Regions from separate parts of the Mus musculus genome. Here region 2 is linked to region 1. A link is a loop called in an ENCODE intact Hi-C map of the cell type or tissue named here. Cell type or tissue: left cerebral cortex. All regions are shown on one strand. Each heading gives the region's core, and the rest is flanking DNA. Links, peaks and the distances in the headings are about the cores only.

Evidence for each region. Hi-C counts contacts between places; a loop is a spot of excess contacts. Peaks named below come from ENCODE experiments on the same cell type or tissue, not always from the same donor. Only the 100,000 strongest peaks of a DNase experiment are listed, where the experiment ranks them.
Region 2: it touches region 1 in a loop (2.5-fold over the local background); 1 of 42 quality-filtered maps calls a loop at or near these places.

Annotation. Positions count from the first base shown.
Region 1 is chr17:70,999,063-71,004,442 of GRCm38, reverse strand. It overlaps Myl12a (myosin, light chain 12A, regulatory, non-sarcomeric), which reads left to right and starts at 1,910. Exons shown (of 4, transcript NM_026064.2): 1 at 1,910-2,335. It also overlaps a transcript of Myom1 not described here. In left cerebral cortex, for the core only: CTCF peaks have their summits at 156 (motif pointing left), 985 and 2,158; DNase peaks (open chromatin) are centred at 920, 1,842, 2,175 and 2,576; H3K4me3 peaks cover 2,385 bases; H3K27ac peaks cover 1,939 bases.
Region 2 is chr17:71,227,533-71,232,912 of GRCm38, reverse strand. It overlaps Lpin2 (lipin 2), which reads right to left. Exons shown (of 20, transcript NM_001357791.1): 5 at 3,498-3,605; 6 at 2,518-2,641; 7 at 1,394-1,730. Among named protein-coding and RNA genes, the nearest start is that of Lpin2, 47 kb to the right of the region's middle. In left cerebral cortex, for the core only: a CTCF peak has its summit at 2,403 (motif pointing right); a DNase peak (open chromatin) is centred at 4,051.

The sequences.
Region 1 (5,380 bases), core at 54-5,053:
CTAATAGTGCCACTCACTCCCTGTGCCAATCGCATTCAAACCACCCACAGTAAGCAAGGAGCTGGAGAGGTAGCTTAGCAGTTAAGAGTACTGGCTGTTCTTGCAGAGGTTTTGGCTTCAATTCCCAGCACCCACATATATGGGATCTGATGCCCTCTTCTGGTGTGTAGATGTACATGCAGTTGAATATCCATATACACAAAAGAAATAACTGAAATTGTAAATGATCTCATTTCACCAGAAAGCCTTGTAAGGCGGGCTGGAGGGATATCAGAAAATTAGGCCTCAGGTCAACCCAGGGACTTGCTCTCCGAGTTACACAGCTTGCTAAAGGAAAGATATGGGGCAGAACCCAAACTGTCAAACTTGGAGTAAAAAGGACTCACCTGCTGTTTCATGAAGAGTTCTGTTAGGTTACAAAAGAACAGGCTCGTAGATGTCAGAGGCCTTCAGAAGTGGGTGTAGTCATTAGAACTTCATATCAGACATTACACTATGCAGACTTCCTTTTCCACCTTGATTTGATATGTCCATGGTTATCTATGGCAATGAATACAGGGTGAACAGAAACCAATTTCATATGAGCTGGGTTCTTTGCCCCTCCAGAGGACCTGACACACTTCTCTCTCCTCTTTCCTCTATCAACTCCTAGAATCGGCACAATTGCCCTCTGGGACATCTTCCACTAGTCCCCAGGTAGGTTTATTTGCTCTTCTGTAACTTATTCATATTTGTTTCCTTGTAGATCTCCGCCCTTTCTCTTCCATCCCACAACCCAGTCCCGAGGTAGCAACTGTTCATTTTAAAACAGGCAAGCCAGAGCCTTCCCCCTCCTCCCACAGCACTTACCAGTCTAAACCTATTGATTCATTTGGCAAGGACATATCAGGCAGCTCCTAGAGAAGCAACAAGGTCCCGTTTTCCAGCTGAGGTGGGACGGATAATGCCCATCCTGAAAAGGGGTTTTGGTGTTCTCCTTCTGGACAGGGAGCTGAGGAAGGCCTAAGCTTTCCAGGGTGACAGGCCACCTCCTCGTAGAGGCATTAGGGCATTGCTGCACTGCCTCAGAATCCACGGTCTCTGACTGCTCAGACCTCTGAGTTTGTACTGTCATAGCCAGCCACCAGCTGTGTCCCCAGTCTTCCTTAAAAGTCATGTTGGGCCCCTTAAAGTCCCTGAAGATGAAGAACACACTCTTAAAGACCTTGGTGTAGGGAGCTGGAGATGAAGTACCCAGTTATTTGTATTTGTACAAGTATCAAAGGGAGAAAAATTTTGTTTCTGACATCTGTAGGATTAGGACATTTTCCCCCTCAGCGGCTCTGCTTTTGAGTTAACTTCAAACCATATCACTGATTAATGGGAGGAATGTTTCTTGAAGAAAACATCCAGTCTTGGGGATACGAATCCCGCCAGGCTCGTAATAATCTCTCTTCCTTTAAATAAGAACTATTGTTAGCAGCTGCTCCACGCAAGGAGACCCGGCGGGTAAATTGGTCCAGCACTTTATTCCAATTACATCATTCACCCTCGAGCGACATAGGTGGAGCAAGCAGGAGTCACCATCAGGGTAAAGGGGGACTCTTGTAGAAAGTTCCAGAGAACGTTTGGGAAGAGGGCAATCGATATTGAATTCATGAACTCTTAAGTGGACCAAAGAGACAGCGCGGCGGCGGCCCTGAAACTTCAGTGTTTCCTCCCGCGTGGGAAGCGTGAAGAACTCCATAAAAAACTCCCACGCTGCCCAGACCCAGAGGCGCTGACCTAGACAGTGAGTCACCCTAGCTTCCTGCGCAGGCGCGCTCCAGCTGCGGGGCGAGGGGAGGCCCCGGGCTCTGGGGGGCGGGGCCAGGGCCAGTCACGTGACGTCCGCGGCCCGGCTCCTCAATTGCCCTAAAAGGACTTAGACGGGGGTCCCCGCCTCTCGCCGCGCTCTGGAATGCGGGCAGAGGGAGAGCTCCGGGCCAGGCGCAACCATCTGCTGACAGGGGGGAGGGCGCAGAATCACAATTCTAAAAGAGACGGGAGAAAGAGGAAGAGCCGGTGATTAGACCGAGAGACCCTCCACAGGATTCTTTAAGCCCTACTCCGCGTCCCGGACTCCCCGTCGGCGCCCCACGCCTGCCATCCGCTCTGTCACCTTCCCCGAGGCGCCCCCTCCCGTCCGGGCTGGCGCACCGAGGCGAAGGAGCATGGCCGCTAGGCTTCCTTCCGGTTCGCGAGCGGAGGCCGGAAGTGGCCGTACTGCGGAGTCTGGAAAGTTAGAAAGTCTGGGAGGGCGGCAGCGGCGGAGCTTCGCGGAGACGCTCACTCTCGGTTCTCGCGGCTGAGCAGGGTGAGTGGTGCTGGCCGCGGCGCGGGGCGGGGGCGGCTCGGTCCGGCCCGGGAAGGTGTCCCCGCGGGGCGGCGGGGACCGGCGGGAGCCGCGGCTCGGGGAGCGTACCTGGGCATGTGTGCGCGAGCCGGGGGAGAGCTGGAGCGAGCTGGGGGCGGCCGGGGCGCAGACCCCGCTCTGCTTCCCACACTAGGAACTTGGGAAATGTTGCTTAGCTCGCCGGCGCCGCGCGCCTTGGATCCTTGCCTCCCCGCGAAACCAGAGAGCCCCAGAGAGCTGACTCCGGAGCTCTGTTGAGTTGCTAACGTAAACTTGCCGGGATCGAGGAGGGAGTGTGCGGATAAAACCGTAAGATAGCACCGCCACCCTCGGCAACTGTCGTCGCAGCTGCGCGGCTATGTGTAGTAGCAAGACCCTGTTCAGATATACAACTCTAGTGTGCGCCCCTCTAAGTAAAACTTTTTTAAAGCGGTATTTGAACAGAGAGGAGATTTAGAGCTTCTTTTGCCTGTCGAGGGGGCTAAGTCGACTCTACAGAGGAGTGTTATTAAGAGTCTTTCAGTAGGCGTATAAACTATATTATAGATCTTTAGAGATCTTTTAAGATTTTAACATCTGAAGTGCAGACGTTGTATCAAAAGGTGACGAAAGCGAATCTTCACTAAAATTGCTGATATTTTCTTTTTTTTCTGGATGGCCTTTGATGAGGATTAATTAGAAAGGTATTTTGTCTTCAAAAGTGAGGTGTAGTTGACAAGTCGATCCTGGCGACTAATGACTTTTAAAAGGTGCTCAAAACTTTTTTTGGGTGTGGCTGTGGGAAGATCCAAGCTGACTGTCAACCGGAAGTGTGCCTAAGAAATAAAGACTTGGTTTTCCTTGAAACTGAAATACCAACTTTTAAAAACTGAGTCTATCCCCTCCCCCACATCTCATCTAGTAAGAAATGCACTGATTAAATAATAGAGATTTGATCTGGACTTCGAAGCAGGCCAAATACCTGAGGTTTTGAAATGGGAGTATTTGGAAGGATATATTTACTAGTTTTAAGAGAGCTTTTTTATTAAAAGGTATTAACTAAGTATGCTTAGTTTAGATGTTCTGTTAAGAATTTCTATCTTTTACATCTATTACAAGTTTAGGCACGTGAGATTCTATTTAATTTAGGCAATCTCATGTATATCTTTGTATGGCTTAGTCCTACTTAAGAAGTTTCATAGTCTGCTCTTTTGTTGTTGTTGTTAATTTGTTTGTTAGTTTGGGTAGGGTCTCCTTTTAGTCCATGCTGGCCTGGAACTTAAGATGGTCTTCCTACTTCCAGGGCTAGGATTATAAATCCAGTTACCAGCCATCACACCAGCTTTAGCGTTTTCAAAACTTAAGTACCAACGTTTCTATAAAGTCTACATTTCTAAAGATTCTGTAAAATCTGGTTGCCCTTGGCATGTGGAGAAAGCCTCTCCAGGACTGTCTTCACAGTCTGATGTCTTCCTTAAGCATGAGGCTGTCGCTTATTCTTGGGGGGGGGGGGGGTAGCTCAGTGGCAGAGTGCATACCTAGCATACATGAGGCAGAACTGCAAACAACCCACACCATACACCATGCATGGCTACAGCACTGTCTTGGTTTAAAACAAGGTTATACTCATTGCCATCTGTGAATAGAAACTACCTTGACCACCCTTGCCCTCCCTTCTCTGTTGATGATCTGAAACTTTCTGCTGTTTTCTAGAAGGCCAGCCAGCCAGTCTCATACCAAAGATCTTTCACAAAGCCTTCAAAGTGAGGTTCTCAGGTGATCCTGCCGTAAACCCTAACAAATATTTGCAGTTTTATTCTGCTCTTTTTAAACTAACTTGAGGATTATTTTACAGCTTCACATTTTTAGAACTACAGCAAAGAGACCAGCGCCACTCTCAAAGATTCCCTCTGACGTCACCGTGCTCCTTTACCTGAGCTTGGACAGAGAGATTAGAGTTTCTCTTGCCTGTCGAGGGGGCTCAGTCGACTCTACAGAGGAGTGTTATTAAGAGTCTTTCAGTAGGCGTATAAAATATATTAGAGATCTTTAGAGATCTTTTAAGATTTTAACATCTGAAGTGCAAAAGTTGTATCCAAAGGTACGAAAGCGAATCTCCACTAAAATTTTGGATATTTTCTTTTCTCTCGCGTTTGTAGGTTGGTGTTGTTTGGGTAGGTGGGTATTTGGCTGTGTCATGGCTGTGAAGCTCCAGGTTTCTGTGTGGGAGACAGACCTGTGAGTCAATGTCATCTTGAAAGAGTTGCGGCCCAGCATCATACATATTACCAGATTTGGACAGAATTGGCTTCTTTGTTTGTTTGTTTGTTTTTTGTTTTTTGTTTTTGTTTTTTTCAAGACAGGGTTTCTGTGTGTAGCCCTGGCTGTCCTGGAACTCACTTTGTAGACCAGGCTGGCCTCGAACTCAGAAATCCACCTCCCTCTGCCTCCCAAGTGCTGGGACAGAATTAGCTTCTTGAAGTACGACAAACATCTGATCTTGATTCTACAAACAGTGATAATGTCACTTCCAAGTGATAGTGACTGGATTTGCAGTCTCCTCTCTGAGCCTTAGAAAGAAGGGAACCATTCTGAACTCTTAAGTGTTTAATGATCACGTCTCACTGTGCATCCACAGCTGCCTCCCAGTGTTGGGGTTAAAGCATTCACCACCCGCATCACATTTTCATTACCTTTATGCCTTGTTTTAACTTGAGAGTCACTGCTCTGGAATGGGAAGTATGTAGCTCATTGCCCAAGTCGGACCAATCATTGTACTGCATTCCTTTCCTGCTGTGTGGATAGGTTACATACGAGCTTTAACACTTTTAAACTTAAGTTAATATAATTAGCCGGTCCTAATACAATTGAATTAAGTATGGGATAAGCTAACACTCTGTGTGAAGCTGTTGCTAATGCTGAATAAAACCTCTTTTCCGCTGCTTATAATGTGTTTACTAATTTTTAAATGCATGCTTTAGGTAATAGGAAATAATAAAAATTACATGTTACTTTTAACATTTGAAG
Region 2 (5,380 bases), core at 189-5,188, 230 kb before region 1:
ATGTTAAAACCAAGCAACCAAGCATCTACCAAATGAGAATTGGTTATGCCCCTTAACATTTCTTACAACAGAACAAACACTATGCAGATTTTGGTGAGAGCCACCATCAGCTATGTGTCAGATTCGGCCACAAACACCCCGGATAGCCAACACTCTTAGTTTGAACACCTTATTTCTGAATGATCTGAGCCTGTATCAATTTTTGATAATAGAATGTTTGATTTTTTTCTTCCATCAAAGTGAAGCAGTAATTCAGCTAAATATGACAGGTGGAGATACATACATACATATACACACACACATATACACATACATACATATATACACATACACATATATACACACATGCATACATACATACACACACACATATACACACATATACACACATACATACATACATACATACATACATACATACATGGGCTCCAAGCTAGCATTCAGAGTGTGTAGTTTCTGGCTCTCACTGGGTAACTGTGTGTCTTTTAGCAACAAGCCCGATCTAAAACAATTGATATAGAGTGAGTGCTTGTGACAAGGGCTGGCCTTCTCAGTCTGCACACCAGTTTAAGGAGGGAAATTACTGAAAGAAAGCACTAATAATTAGTGGACATTTAAAAAGTATTTTTATTTCTATTCATTTTAGGTATATGCATGTTTTGCCTGATATATGGCTGTGTGCCTGGTGCCCACAGAGGCCAGAAGAGGGCGTTGGGTCCCCGGGCACTAGAATCAGTCATGAGCTGCCATGTGGGTCCTCTGGAGACACAGCCATGGTCATAACCACTGATGCATCTATCCCCTAGTAGACAGTTGTTCTTCAACCACACCAAACCTACAAAAGATTTCATTTTGCTTCAGCTAAGCAGAGGTCTGAGAAAACACTTTTTCTCTGTTCTATTTTTATTTCTAAGCAAAAGGTCATTGACGATTTCATTCACTAACATTCTTAGTTAATAATTCAAGACAACACACGAATCTTGTGTAAAAGCACAGCACACATCGTGATATGCTTGGGGAAGACATGTATGGTTTCCTCATGTTGACAATGGGACTGTCACTATGCTCATCAATGGGTTGGAACTCTTTCATTTCCTTCTTACTAAACACTTCCTAACCTCTGTGCCATCTCTCTAGCCCTTACTAAGCACTTCTTAAAATCTTCCTGAGTGTTGACTTGGAAGACCAAAACAAAAGCATGGAAGTTGAAAGTCTCTTTTTTTTGGGGGGGGGGGCAGGGAGGAAATTAGAGAGCAAGAGAAGCCACAATGGGTAAGTCACCATAGTCAAGTCTGGGACAGGTTCTGTCTGACTGGAGAGCAAAACCACAAAGGACTATCACACAGAGACAGCATACCCTCTACCCTGACGGTATGTGAGGTCCAGCAATTACCTTTCTTTTTTGTTGGTGAGTCTTTAGCAGCTGGTTTGGGTTCTGAGGGAGCCTCTGCTGATGGGCTGGGAACAGGGTCTGCATCTAATAACGATGAAATCTGAGGTGCTTCAAGAGGTGATTCGGGAAGCTCAGTAGACGCTGCATCACTCAGTTGCTTACACAGGGCTCTAGGTTTGGGTTTCACTATGGTACAGGTAGTATCTTCAACAGTAGCATCCTTTTCAACTTCTCTTATGAGGCTGTCTTCACTGGGAATTACCCTGAAATGTGTGTTCTCTGATGGTGTAATCGTAGCTGTCCTTGGATGATAGTCATACCGTTCTCTTTTGGTGACCTGCAAAGGTGAATTGTTTAAAAACTAACTTCAAATGCATTTGTTATGGTTAATTTTATATATGGTAATACATTCATTAGCTGTGAAACAGAACACTATTGGCAAAATAACTATTTGGTTCAATGTCATGACATTTATAAGAGTCACATTTGTAACTATTATCATCAGAGTCAAACACTGGAGAAAACTGTATAGACAGTTTTCAGAGTCTAGGACAGAAAATGTCATCTTGAGGGAAAGAGCTTATAGTATACATGAGAACCTCATCATAAAACATGATTCCAGTGTTCCTTACAGCAGTCAAAAAAGCAAGTACATTTCTGTTTTAATAAAACTGAATTCAACAGAAGATCTAAATGATCTCACAAAATGGAAATTTCCGTTGATTACTCTCTCAGTGTGAGCAGCTGAAAAATTTTATGAACTTCCTTCTTCCTGATGTTGGGGACATGCATGACCCAATGTCTTGAGCACGCAAGACAAACCTTTATCAATTGAGCTATGCCCCATCCTACCTTTAGTTATTAAATTTCAGTGTGGAAACTCTAATTTAGGTATCTTAAATTACAAAAGATACTGGATTCCTTCAGTTACAAGTAAACGTATAGTGGAAATATTATGAAATGTTAATTTTTATTTACTTTTTAAAACACTTTTTCTGACCACAAGAGGGCACTGCCATGATAATTCTCTGAGTTTGGTGAGAAATCGCTTCTTTCATTTAATGGAGGAAAATGATCTTTACTAAAATTTAGTCAGACATCCCGTCTTCCCTGTGAGCCCGTACCTTGGTGGACTCTGGGAACCCGCCCCACGTCCACTCCATGTGCGGCTCAGATCTGAGGAGGCTCTCAGATGGCTTCACCTCCAGCTCAGAGTCACTCTTGGGGCACACAGCCTGAGGGTAGGTGCTGCAAACACAAGAACAAAGGGAAGCAGGCTTCAGTCTCACAGGTGAGCCGCAGCCTCACAGAGCAGAGAGGAGCAAGGCCAGCTGTGAGCTGCACATTCCTCCTGAGGGGAGCATCAATTACACATTTTCCTGGAGTTCTTTAATGAAATAAAAATGCCAGCTAGGATTATTAAGGGCTTCCTAGGTCCTCTGTAGACCCACCATGGTATGTATTATTTACTAGTTTCTCAGCAGAAACCAGTGATACAGGTAATTTTGTAAGGCAAAAAACACACAGGAAGGTGGGCTCAACAATCAGTTACCGTGGGACCAGATAGATGGCTCGTAATAAAGAACTCGAGGACCTGGGGTCCCAGCAAGCCCATGGTTGCTCACAGTTGTCTGCTAAGCCTGTAATCACCTGCAATCCTAACGTCCTAGGGAGGAGATCTGACGTCCTCTTCCGTGGCTTCTGTGAGTACACAGACATACATGCAGACAAAACAACCTTACACATAACATATATAAATTTAAAAAATCATTTAAAAATCTAAAGGTTTGATCACAGATGTAACAGTATGGTCACATGTTCTCTCACTGTGGTATGTGACACCAAAGACCTAGAATTTAGTGGTAGCTCAGGCAAATTCTAGGCTGATTATTCAGACTTACAACAGGCAAGCACCATTAGAATAAGATGAAACTTAGGAACAACATGGTTGTTGAAAATCATTTCATACTCATGCTAAATTTTACCTAATGGTTACTCTACTATTACACAAATGGGAAAGTGGTATCACTATCAAATAACGAAAGCCACTGATAAGCGTCCCCTTCCCCTTAGGAAAACAGAAATAAATTTCAAGGATACTCACGTTTCTAATGGGGACCAATCTCCATCAGATAAGGGGTAGTTATCCCCAGAATGGAAGAGTGAAGGCTCCTTGTAGTCCTCTTCCTTTAAGGAAGCATTTGAAGATCCTCTTCCAAAGGGAAAAACAAAGTAAAAAACAGGAATAATATGTAAAAAAAAAGTAAGGCAGGAATGGTATGTGAGCTTTAAACCCTCCCCAGTAAACTGATGCAAACAATATGTTGTCACCACTTCAGCACAGTGCTACTCAGTGGGTGTCATTTATTCATCTTAAGGTTAAAATTCCATTGTAAATAGCATGTAGTCAAAGATCCGGCAGTTTAGTATAACAATTTGTCCAAAGTAAAAAGCTACGGCCTCAGTTCTTGTCTTCAGGGAGTTAATTTGTCATGTGTTCTGTCTACTTCTCAGTCACGAGGAGGTTTCTATGGAAGCATGTGGAAATGGCGGAAACCTCTGAGAAGCACAAAGCACTGTACTGCAGGTTCAGGGCTCCTCTAGAACACTCAGCTCAATAGTGTACTGAGTGTAAGCCTTACAGAGCAGTAGTGCGCCGACAGCGTACTAAACATAACCCAGAGCCATCCCACTCACTCTAGGGCTGAGAGCACGGAAAGAAAGCGCTGTTACTTCTTCAGTACTACTTCCCTTCTAGCACACTTTCTATTACCTCTTTTTCTATTACCTGCCTTCCCACACAGATAAAAATCACTTAAGACATAGGAATGCATGCATCTTCCAAGATCTTTCTGTTAAAATTCTTCCCTCAATGGACTCTCACATACAATCTTACTCAAAAGGAAAAAAGAACATACTCAAGCAGACACTAGGAACCAACCATTATCTAATAAAAATAAATCAAAGGTTAAACTTTCCCTAAAGAAACGAAAAATTGAGGCTGGGGAGACAAGACAGCTCAGTATGTAGGTTGAATGTGGGATGTAGTGGAGGGCATGGCCAGTGGCTGTGTGGGATGTAGTGGAGGGCATGGCCAGTGGCTGTGTGGGATGTAGTGGAGGGCATGGCCAGTGGCTGTGTGGGATGTAGTGGAGGGCATGGCCAGTGGCTGTGTGGGATGTAGTGGAGGGCATGGCCAGTGGCTGTGTGGGATGTAGTGGAGGGCATGGCCAGTGGCTGTGTGGGATGTAGTGGAGGGCATGGCCAGTGGCTGTGTGGGATGTAGTGGAGGGCATGGCCAGTGGCTGTGTGGGATGTAGTGGAGGGCATGGCCAGTGGCTGTGTGGGATGTAGTGGAGGGCATGGCCAGTGGCTGTGGACTGAATACATCCCTGTGTGTCCACTGTGGTCCTCACTAAGCACATTCATGATGAAGGGCAGCTCTGTATCATTTAGACTGTGTCAGCCTCTCTATTAATGCATTTCTCAGAATACACCCCACAGCTGAGCAGCTTATGGCCGCAGCTCAGTCCTCCTGGAGGGTGAGAAGAAAAATTGTCACAGGCCAGACACCACTGAGTTCATAATACATCCTGAACTCACTCCCACAGCTAGCTAATTCTTACTGTCTAGTTTCTGTTAGATGCATAATTAAACAGACTTTTGTTCTAAGGAAATTTCGGGGGAGGGCTCCTCCAAAGGGTGATGTTAACAGCTTACTAGCATCCAAATGAATGAAGAGCAGACCACTTAGCCCTGAATGCTGCCAGAGGCTCAAGCTCACATGTACCATGATGCCTTCTTACCAAGCAAATAGGTGCTGGCAACCATAGCAACAACTATCACGCAGTTGGGACCCCAGCAGTTCTGGTCGTATATCGACATGTACTGACTGACACTATCTGTTTACAGAATTCCTTTAGCGTTGCAGTTCTCGTGTGTTTAGTAGAGGCTTTGTGTGTGTCTTAGAAATATTGTCACTTCCTG